2 separate regions of the Mus musculus genome follow, and region 1 is linked to region 2. The links are chromatin loops, found by intact Hi-C in ENCODE. Cell type or tissue: heart. All regions are shown on one strand. Each heading gives the region's core, and the rest is flanking DNA. Links, peaks and the distances in the headings are about the cores only.

What was found. A loop is a pair of places that touch in the nucleus more often than their neighbours do. Peaks named below come from ENCODE experiments on the same cell type or tissue, not always from the same donor. Only the 100,000 strongest peaks of a DNase experiment are listed, where the experiment ranks them.
Region 1: it touches region 2 in a loop (2.5-fold over the local background); 3 of 42 quality-filtered maps call a loop at or near these places.

Annotation. Positions count from the first base shown.
Region 1 is chr11:90,030,697-90,036,373 of GRCm38, reverse strand. It overlaps Tmem100 (transmembrane protein 100), which reads right to left. Exons shown (of 3, transcript NM_026433.2): 1 at 5,631-5,677; 2 at 2,647-2,784; 3 at 1-1,098. The coding sequence starts at 1,025. The coding sequence ends at 621. Among named protein-coding and RNA genes, the nearest start is that of Tmem100, 3.2 kb to the right of the region's middle. In heart, for the core only: a CTCF peak has its summit at 2,781; a DNase peak (open chromatin) is centred at 1,513; H3K4me3 peaks cover 3,031 bases; H3K27ac peaks cover 418 bases; H3K27me3 peaks cover 1,425 bases.
Region 2 is chr11:90,246,619-90,252,295 of GRCm38, reverse strand. Mmd (monocyte to macrophage differentiation-associated) reads right to left here and starts at 2,820. Exons shown (of 7, transcript NM_026178.2): 1 at 2,561-2,820. The coding sequence starts at 2,586. In heart, for the core only: a CTCF peak has its summit at 2,974; DNase peaks (open chromatin) are centred at 1,965 and 2,955; H3K4me3 peaks cover 3,434 bases; H3K27ac peaks cover 3,469 bases.

The DNA.
Region 1 (5,677 bases), core at 417-5,416, 220 kb after region 2:
TACATTTCTGTTTTCTTCTGACATATCATTACAACCATCTACAATTGTCCATTGTTAAAATATAAAAAATATTAGTCTATTCTTCAAAATAAAGTACCTCTAGTGATGTTACTGAAAGTGAAAATTCTTTTAAAAAGGGGGGGGCAAAGAATCAACTTATTGGAAAAAATATATATGTATATATATAACAGAACTTCTTAGGTACGTGGGAATGCCAAGCCAATGTAGGCTTTTGGTGGAACGTTTTTATAACACCACTTGCCAGGGCTCTCATTATTTGTCCATTCTTCCCTTGGGTACTTTCTAAATGGAACCAACTGTTATTTAATGCTGTGCATCTCCCACACTCCCTAAACGTTTAACAGGAAAAGCAAGCTGATTCCTCTGTCTGTGTTAGAAATAGCCCTTAGGGTTAAGTTTGTCGTTAAAGATGAGTTATTCCCTACCAAGGGGGAACCGTCTTGACCCCTCATTTTCAGTCCTCTCTATGCCCTATTTTTCATTTTGGTAGTTCATTCGAAAGTTGAGCTCATCCGGTACCGGGCTGGTTTCCTATGAATGAGTTCACTGAGTTAGAGCAGTGTGGGCGGGTGAGCGTTCGCGTTTGCTCTTACTCAGTCTTAAGCAAACAAGCACCTCTGATTTACCACAAGAGCGGTCTGACTCTCGCGTCTCTTGACTTTCTTGTTCCTTTGTCTCACCTTCCAGCACAAGGCACTGGAGGCTAGTAAAAACAGTCCGGAGGACAGAAGGACCAGGCCGAAGATGGAGATGATGGAACCATGGGAATTGAAGCTGTAAGCCACAGCGGTGACCACAATCCCAGTGATGAAGACCACCACGGCAAAGGGGATGATGCAGCGGTAGCAGGAGAGTTCGGCACCCCCGGTGGCGGCCATCAGCTGAACCTCGCTGACCAAGGGTCCCGTGGTGACCACAACTTCCCTCTTGGGGTTTTTCTCCATTGTCACAGGTGTGGGAGATTTTGGAGCTCCCAGGTTCTCTTTTGTGGATTCTTCGGTCATTTTTTTTTCTTCTGTGGGATTTTTCTTATCTCGCTTCACAGGCTAGATTTGGAAAGCCTGGTCAGGATGCAAGCTGTGAAGAAGAAGGTGGGAGACATCAGCTAAGATGGCAGCACCAGCCCTGCAAATGGTAGCAGAGAGGTGGAGAGGCCCCTCCTGTCCCAGGTCACCCAGGAGCACAAGCCTCACTTATTCACATTCTCCATTTGTGGGGTCTTTCGCACTGAGTGAAATAGAGGGTGAAACAGCTGTGCCCAGAAAAGGAGAGAGATAGAAAGCAGGAAGTGCTCTGCAGTATTTCCTCAACCGCGGTGGTCTCCAAGTATCCTTTATAAGCGTTCTTCTTTTGCGGATTGCCTGTGTTTTCTCTAAGCCCGGAAAAGCCCGAATCTTAATCCAAAGATGGCTCATTCAAGAGGAGACTATGCTATAAACAGTTCCACAACTCTCAGCAGCGTGAACTCTTGCCAGTTTTGCGGGGCATGACATGCATTCTTTCCAAGCTATCACCCATTCACTGCTCATGAGAGCAACGTCAGGACCAACAGCAAGTGCATAAATGGCATGCTTCTCCATCGGCTGACTCCTTAAACAGGGTGAACCGTAGAGTGTATGCTTGGGACCTTTCCAACCCCACCCTACCTCAAGTCCCACCCGTACTTCCCTAACTCTTACTCAGCTCAGAGACAGATGTGCAAGCTAGGGGAAAAAAAAACTTAGGTGCCAAACACTTCAGGACTAAGGATTAGAATGTGTCAACAGACTACTACCCATCTAAAAAGGGAAAAATAAGAAAAAGACATTTTGACCACTTTATAGGCTATAGCTATTTTTTTCTTTTTCAATGTTTCTGACAATAATTAACTATTCAGCAACTCTTAGAGTCTCTAGCTGTCATGTACAAATTTTCCATTTAAAATCAACAAGGAATTTTGTTCTTCTGTATTTTATAAGAGGCTTATACAAATAAGCATAAATATCACACACACACACACACACACACACACACACATTTGGCCAATTCATTTTTCCTTAATGACCTTCTGCATAAAACTTGCCCCTTTCTTAGCTGTTTTGAACTTGAAGGTTTTAGTACAAAACTCAGATCAAAAGGCATCTGGTAGAAACCCCAGTTTGAGAAACCAGGAAGAAGGTTTTGTCTGAACCTCAGAGCTGTCACAGGGTCACTCGCTGACTGGCACCCAGGAGAGGCTGCACAGTCGCAAGGACTACAGATTTGTGGGACACTTTAAGATTGTTTGATTATATTAATCCTTTGAATGTATTAAACCCTAACTGACAATAAACACAACACTAAATCGAAACAGACCAAAATGCCACTCACCAGGCAATGAAAGTACAAGAGAGGTCCACCTGATGTACCTTGCATATAATTTTTTAGTCACCAACAAATGAACTATTATCCATGATTAATTAATAGGTAATGATTATTTATTAAGCATTATTCAATTATCCTAAAATTATAGTGGCTAGGTCGGTGAAAGGATATTTGACATTTTATCCGGGGAAAAAAAAGTTAAAATTAAAATCTCCCTCCCCTCAAAGCTGAGATCATCACAACTTAAAATCAAAGATCTGTCCGGAAATTCACAACACATACCTCACAGAAAGGCAGTCCATTACCAGAGAGGCCACTTGACTTGGGAGAGAGGGATCTGCCAGCGTAGCTCCGTTCAACTTCTGGGAAAGAGCCTGTCACCCACTGGGCATTGGTAAAAGGACAGACCAGGGATTGCCTCTGGGGGACAGAACAGACATACAAATACTTAACTGCAGACAAGGCTTTGGATCCTGGAACTCTTCTTTCCTGTCACCCCGGCTCCTCAGGGAGGCTTGCCCTCCCCTCCCCTCCCCTCTCAATTAACTCCCTCTTCCTCTAGCATGTCCCTCCCTTCTTTTTCCTTTCTTTCTTCTTTCTTCCTTCTTCTTTTCCTCACCAGCAGATTCAGAGTTTTGGCATGCTCCAACTCCGCTCGGGGACATGATAATTCCGGATCATCACCTCAGAGTCCCCAGAGACTGGAGCCAGCCTCGGCTTTTCTTTCTCTCCCAGCATTTATTGAAGCAGGCTGCTCTGAGTTACTCATTTTTTTCCCCAGCCTAACTCTAGATCTTCCTCCTCCTCCTCCTCCTCCTCCTCCTCCTCCTCCTCTGGCTGGGCAATCAGGCATTTTCATAAGAGAATCCCAGAGTCAGCACTGCAGACCTAGCTGACGGACAGAGCCGGGGGACAGACGCTCCTCAGAGGCAGGAACAGCTGTGGAGTTGTCAAACCTCCGAGCCCAGCCTCTAGACCAGCAGAAAGCCAATGCTCTATGCTCACAGGTTTGTTTTTTTTTTTTTTTTTTTTTTTACTCATGTATGTGTGAGATGGCCCCTCCCCTCGTTTGATGTTCCTTCATTTACAGAAGAGGGCGGGAAAGACTACATTCCTGGTTAAGCTGGGAAACCCCGGGTTATCTTGATTTAAGCAGGGATTGCTTACTGCTTGTTCTGGGCGATGAGTGGTTTTGGCAAACCTGAAATTGGCCACCACTGTCACCAGCAACATTGCCTCTATGGACAAAGCACTTATTATGGGTGTGGTATGATATTAAGGACTGACACACGTTAGTATTCTCATTCATTTGTAAATAAAGTTATGGAGACATACAGAGGTAAATAAAATGACTTAAGTTCACAAAGAAATAAACTCTCGCTTCAGACCCCAGTTTTTCCTCTATCCTGGAGATCGAGCCCAGAGTCTCATATGTACTCAGCAAGAACTTTACCGTTCAGCTATATTCCCAGCCCACTCTCCGCCTTGACCTTTAAATCCCCCTGTCTCAGTTTCTTCAGTCGCTACAGTCACAGACCTTCACCACCAGGCCCACTGAACCTCAGTCATGAATAGGTGCAAGCTCACCCTCGGAGCTTATAAAATGTAGAGTCTGAATAAATCGGTCCATAATATAGTCCGCCTATGCCAAGCCTTGCTGTTTCTGGTCCTATTTTAATCAATAATATATCTTAAATCTTCAAACACGCACCTGGCACACCATTCTTTCGAATAATATCCTCAAGGCTGTGCCCCAGCATCATCAGTGACCTGACAGGGTTAGGCTGTCTTACAGAAATGCCACTAAAACCTGGGGTGAAGCAGGTCGGTGGCAAAGCAAGAGCACTATGGCAAGCCTGCCCATATTTCTAAAGGTTATCCCAGGATTTCCTTCATCTGTGCAAGTCTTACCAATTCCTGGTCCAGTCTCCTCATTCACATCACTGACAGAATAGCTTCGTCTTCCCATCCGAGGGATGCTTAGCTCTCTTTAGCCACTGGCTTGCCCCCTGGACCTCTCACCCTCCTAGCTTCCAAGGGGGACACAGAGAGACCAGGAGTCCCTTTCCTCCAATGTGAGCCAGAGCAAGTGCTCCTTGGTTCCAATTGATCACACTGAGAAGTTACCGAGACCTGAGTCAGAGGTCCAACATGCTGGGTATAGGAGGTACCTCTAGGCCAGCTGGAAGCCCAGACTGCCATCACCCACAGCTTCCAATGTGAGTCTTAGAGAAATGGAGTCTCACGTATAACTAGTGACATCGCTGGATGGCGAGATTGGGCATATTTGGAACCAGGGTATTCAGAAGATGGTGACCTAGGGTCTAGGCTACATCAAATAGAAACCCTCAAAGAGAGCTGCTTCCCACTTGGGAACTCCTGCCTTTGGGGCAAGACCTCCCTGATTCCTAGCACAGGCCATTTACTGTATATTAAGCAAATCCCCAGTAGCAGCCAGGAAGTTCTGAACATCACCATATCCTAGTGGAAGATCATTTTCCCTTGCTTCCTAAGCCGAAGGTAAAGAAATGAACCTACAGGGGAGAGAGGCATCCTTTCCCATGGCGAGCCCCAGGATGAAACGGTAAGGAGAGACACTGAACAGAGCTGTGCCTCCAGGGTGCAAGGCCACAGGTTTGCTGCTACTTCTAACTTGGAAGCTTCGGCTTCTCATGGTTTCAGGTGTGGCGCTCCGCGCCACTGTCCCAGCACAGTGTAAAGGCATCTGTCTAGGTAAGAAGATGCCAGTCTCCAAAATTAGACAACTCCTGATTTGAACTGGTAAATTTAAAGAAATGGAAAGCTCAGAGATTAACCAGAAATTGTGCCAGGAAGAAAAGGGTAGAAGCACCAGGGCAACCGGGGGCACAAGCATCTTTAACCAACTTTATCTCTTAAGAAGAAATTCAAAAAGATTTTTCACAGCAAAACATGCAAAAACGCCTTTGAATGTCCAGTCTTCCGCCCACAGGGTGCCTAGCTGGTATTAAACACCCTGGGAAGCGACACCTGGCCCCACGTGCAAATTTTCATCACAATGCATCCAGTCTCTTTTTCTGCAAGCTCTTGGTGCAGAAAAGTGAGGAAATTTCCCTGGTTCTTTTTTTTTTTTTTTTTCCTTTGAGCGCAGGGCTTGGGAAGGCTCAAGTTTAGAAAACTTTCCTGAAGACTTCCGAGTGTATGAACCGTCCTCCCCGGGCGAACCCCGGCAAACAATCTACAAGCCTCTCCCAGATCTTTCAAAGAGCAAGGAAACCGAGCCTTACCTTTCTCAGCCAGAAGTGGACTGAGACAGCAGCAAGCGGCGGCCAAC
Region 2 (5,677 bases), core at 343-5,342:
CCAGCTAAGAGGCAGAAAGGGTTAACAGCTCAGCCAGCAGCTGCAGAGATACGAAACTGAATTCCAAGGTCTGCCTCTTCCTACCTGTAGCTCCCTGGGCAAGGACTTTGTTACTCTCTAAACTTATCTGCTCTTCAGTGACTTGTTAAGTTGAAAATATGCAAGTACCCAGCCAGTAGCTGGCACAAACAGGCAGTAACTGACTGGTAACAGTTATTATCACCTCTCAGAGAGGTTAGGAAAAGGAAAGTGTGTGTGTGTGTGTGTGTGTGTGTAGGCAAGTGAATAGTGTCTTCAGTCTGAGAGAGATAAAGCAAGGATGAAAACACGCTGCAGCCCAGGGCAATTTTTTTCACATCCTAAGGTTTACTTTGGTGTTTGTTTGTTTGTTTTTGTGGCTTTAACTGTTCCCTTACAGCCTTCCTCATATAAATGGCAGAAGTCTGGAAGATGATCCAAAGCCACAGTAACCACCCAGGCTCCACCTTGAGTGGAACTGTAAGGTATTTTCTTATTTAGGCAGAGCTATAAACCATTGTCTAATGAACTGTTCCTCAACTGAGTACCAGCATGTATGTCAAGGAAAAGAACATATTAGTTCAGAGACAGTGTGTGCCTCCCGTATGATCTGCCCGCCCTGGACGCACACCAAAATGTTTCATGAAGACAAAAAGATGTGGAAGACAATTTTCAACCTTTTAATGTGTGAATCATAAAACTCAGGACTTTTCTGATATTACTTTGTATTTGCAGGCTGATTCTCAAGTTCAAATTGATGCTTATAAATAGTCTAGGCTATAATAGAGAAAGAGGTAATGAAGGGATTGCATCAATCAGAATCAAAGGAGACCCAGGGATCACCAAGAAAGACACAACTAACATTTGCAGAGCACAATAATATACACCTATAATATACACCTACTCAACAATTACATTCTGTGATACTCTGAAAGATAACCCCTGTGTATTCTAATGTTTGAATGGGTAAGACTCCAAAATAGGATGAAAGTGAATTCTGTCCATTAAAAAAGATTGCTCAATCAGCTGAGGTGGTTTTTATTTTTTCATTTTAGAGCTCTCTGAATGTTGGTACAATAAGCAAAAACAGACATTTTCCTTCTTTTTATAGAATTCAAAAGGATAGACTAGAAACCCAAACTCTTCGTCAAATAGGGAAGGGGTAATTTTGCAGAATATAGCTACTGGTCTCTGAAAGCAGGAAGCCCACAAAGACATGCAAAGGAAAGAATCAGACAAACAACCCACACGCACAGGACATGAGGTTCACACACGTTACAGAGTCTCTTAAATCCACTGTGGTTCTAAACGAGAAAGACCAAGGTTCCTTTCTGCCTTTGACATAGAGACGTAGTTCTCCTCCAACGATAGTGCCAGACTTCCAGCCACCAAGTAATAAGCAATATTCAGAAAGCAATCCAAATCTTCAAGCCGATCTCCCCCAATACTGAGCGCAAAGACCACCCTCATCCTGTGCATGTTGTGTTGGCTCTTTTACCCTTTGAGACTGGAAGAAATGAGATAAGCATTAATGAGTGAACAGGGGAAAGAAGGGAAAGGAAAACTAAATGGTGTGTTTACATTTTAAAATAAAAAGAAAGACCACTTCAAACTCAATAGCCTGCTCGGAAGATTTTAAGCATTTCTGCTTTTGAATTCTCTGGTACATCACACTAGGCTACCCTGTTGGTGGTGAAGGGCTGGGAATGGGTATGGCTGCCAGGCTCAGACAAAGGGATGGAGTTACCAGAAACCCCATGGGTGAACTTTCACCCACTTAGAAACATTAAAGCCCAGAGCTTTCTTTGGGAACAATAGGTCGGCAGCCTTCATCATTCCTTCCACGCAGGTAATCCACCCGGGAGAGAAGGGCCACACTATGTCCCTCAAGTCGGGCTACCCTACCACCTCTTTAGTGTAGAGCAGACAACCCGCCTTCCGGTGGCGCCTCCTCCGTTCTTTCTCCCTATTTCCTAAAACCAGGTTTCTCAAAGGCATGTCTCTCCACCTGAATGCTAACTTGCCCCTGCCAAAAAAAAATCCCCCAAATAGCACACCATTAGGTTCTTAGCCCGAGACACACAACCCCTCCGGACACCATCAGGAAAGCTGGACCTAGAGAAGCGTGCCTCAGTTTCCCTGTCTCTAGGGCCAACCACCGACAAAACACCTCAAAAAGCTCAGGCCAGACCTCCTACCCGCTGTAAGACAAACATCGCCACAGGGTGCTGCAGCAGCCTTAAGAGACCTCACGTTGGGGTTTGTATAAGGGTGGAGGCCCTGAGTGGAGTCGTGGGGAGGGGGCTCTGAGGCTGGAGTAGTCTGCTAGAAGCTAGCAGCAGCGGTGTCTGGATGGGGATCTCAAGGGCCAAGCTAGGTTTGCAAGCGGATGGAGGAGGCAAAGCAGATGCGGGGTCCCGGGGCACAGATCCCAAGCTGCCTGGAGGAAGGGGATCGCAGAACTGCGAGTCTTCCCGGGAGCCGGTCCTCGTCAGGGCTCGGGATCCCCCGGGACGGAGCACGTTCCCCGCAGAACTCTCACCGCTGGAATCGATTCCTGAACCGCATTGATCCACCGCTCCACCGCGGGGGCCGGGAGCTCCGTCTCTTTTGCACCGGCGGCAGGGCGCGCCGGCCTCATGGGCTTGAGCTGCTCCGAGGCCGCTGGCGTGCCAGGCGGGAGCCACGCAACTGGGCAGGGCCGGAGTGGGCCACACCGGGGGTCGGTCAGCACAGGGCCCGGGCCAGAGCAGGCGCCTGGGGGCGGGAGGGAGGCCGCTTAAACGGCCCCGGCGCCTCCCGCCTCCCGCCTCCCTGGCTCCTCCGCCCCCGGGTGCCTGGGCCCCGCCCCGGAGCCCGGCTCCGCCCCTGCCCGCTGCTCTCGCTGCGTGCGCCCGCAGCCACCTGCGCGTCACCGCGCCCAGTGGCCAATCAGTGTCCGGAGCGGCGCAGGGCTCCGCTGCCATTCATTTCCCTTGAAGCTCGGTAGGTGGGGCGGAACCTCAGAGCCGAGGGGTGTGGCTAGCCGAAAGGGGAGGAGCGCTGGGAGGGCGGTGCTCTGCATTAAAGCTTTGAGCGTGTGAGCTGCAACAGAGAGGAAGGAACAACGGTGTGTAGGAGATGGCCCACAATCTTAGAAGCAGCTGTGCCGGAAGTGGCAGCGAGCAAGAATCTATCTCTGCCTTCTAATCTTGGCCCCATATCGTTTATCCAGCCTTCATTCATTTCTGCGTCCTTCCTTTCATTTATTTCTTCACCTTTTACGCTGTGTAAAGACGGATTAGTAACACGGCTGTCCTATAAAGAAGAGATTGGAATTTCTCCAGGGGGATTCTTCTGGAGAGATCTTTTTACGTCCTCCATTTTATTTTCTATTTTTTAACCCAAGAAATTTCCAAGGAAAGAGTAGACTTGAATCGGCCCCTTTTGCTAAACCTCTGTAAAGCTAAAAGGACTTGCCAGAAGAGCAGATCCTAGGGAGAGAAGAGATAAGAGGTAGTGAATACACTCAGAAGAATACTGGAAAAAAGGAATTGACATGTGCAGGACCTGTCAGCATCACTCCTGAAATCCAGGTGTGCTCCCATCCAGGAAACCTGCCCACACACATCCCCCACTCCTCAAACTTCACCTTCTTGAGGGACTTAGGGCCAGCTTCGAAGCAGTATTTACTCTTTTTGAAACGAATGAAAGATGGGGGGATGCCGGGGAATGGTTTCACCCACCATTCTAGTGTCCTTCTCTTTAAGTGCCCCGGGGTGCTTTCCACAACAATTGCTTTGATCTTGGAAGGAATCCTTAGGTTCAAAATTATGTTACTCATTTCACAGGTATGGAGGCCAAGGCTTTGAAAGGTGGCACTGTTTACAATAGCCAAGTTATTATATTAGTGTAGGTGCCTACCAAAGGATGTAGAAAGAAAATGTGGTGTGTGTGTCTAGAGACAGCATGGAAAATTAGTCAGCCAGAAGGAAAAAAATGAAGACTCGGGAGTGATCTTTCCATTCCAAAGCTGCACACTTGGTTTAAAAGGACAATCGGCTCCAATAGAGGAGGACTGGATTGTTCTTCAGTGTGTGTGTGTGGGGGGGGGGGGGGTTACGAGTAACTACATTTCTGGGAACAGAGAAATGGATGGAACTAGATATCATCATATGAAATGAAATAAATAAACCAGGCTCAGAAATACAAATGTTAAATGTTTTCTCTCATATGTTAAATGTAGAGAAGTGGGGGTTGGGGAGTCATCAATGTAAAAGAGGATCAGGGAGTGAAAAAGAAACTTGCCCGATGCAAAACAGATTCCTACATAGCTTCCTCTAACACGAAGCACCAGATACCATCAGGTCAGTATGCCAACGGCCTCTCCCTAAGTTTTAAAACAGCACAATTCTTAAAACACACACCTGACTCCTTTTGCACTCACAGTAAAGCCTGACAACTAGCATAGCTTGAAAATCTACCAATTGACTACATGGCACTCCCCTTATAAACGATCAAGGGGCAGTAACAAAGGTACTAACTAAAAGATAACTGAAAATTAGCCACATGAAATGACAACCTAAGGGATAGGAACTGTAATCACAACAAATGTCCCACTTCCTTGGGGGCGGGGGGGACGACGCAGGGGAGGCTATTGTGTGAGAGGACCTAAGAAGTCTCTGTACTTTCCTTTTGGTCTTGCTCTGAACCTCAAGCTGTTAAGATGATTTGCTTTTTCTCTTTAAGAGAAAGAAATGAAATGTTGATGCCGTCTTCGACATGAACAGACTTTGAGAACTGTATATGAAACAAAAGAAATCAATTACATTCAGGTCACATATTATATAGCTGTAGAGCCAGCCAGCCTAAGTTTAGTGAGAGATCCTGTTTCAAAAGGTAAGATGGCAAAGGGAGACACCCGGCTTTCACCTCTGGCCTTCACACAGATGTGTTCACATGAACACATGCACCTACCTACATGTACACATACCTACAGAATTATGTACATGCAACATATACATGGGAAATATGATGTCCTTTTGCATCCATTTATGAGGATAAATCCCAAGTGTATTTGCAGAAAGGAAGTCCTGGCTTCAATTTAGGGCCCAGGATTGCAATGGTGGGAGGAGACGAGAATGGGAAGGTTTTGTTTGGTGTTTGTTTATTTTGGTTATTGGTTGTGCGTTTTCTTTTGTTTGTTCTGCATTAACAGAACATAACGTTCTTCTTAGGCTTGGGGATATAGATCTTGCTATAAAACTGCAGAAACATTTGTGGGAAAAAAAAAACAAACCAACCTGTTCCTTACAGGAAGGGATTTGTCATAGCGTAGACATCAGATGCTGCAGCAGCTTTTGGGAGAACACCTGCTCTGCTGACTGAGGTACACAGGCTCCCCAGACAGGATGCTGATGAGACTAGAGCACACCTGGGCCCTGGTTCCCTGACAGTGATGGACCAGTCAGAACAGAACAGAGTCACTCAAACTTTGACTTGAGATGCCCTGGGAGGATTAAATGAACTGTTCGCTCAGATCTGTTACTGGGTTTTGCTATATCTCCACAAATAGAACTTCTGGGAAGCTTTAACAAAGAAAGACCCTCCCTGAAGGTGCCGGGAACCATCCTGTGTGCCAAGATCCCAGGCTGAATCAGAAGTGGGGCACGAGAAACCA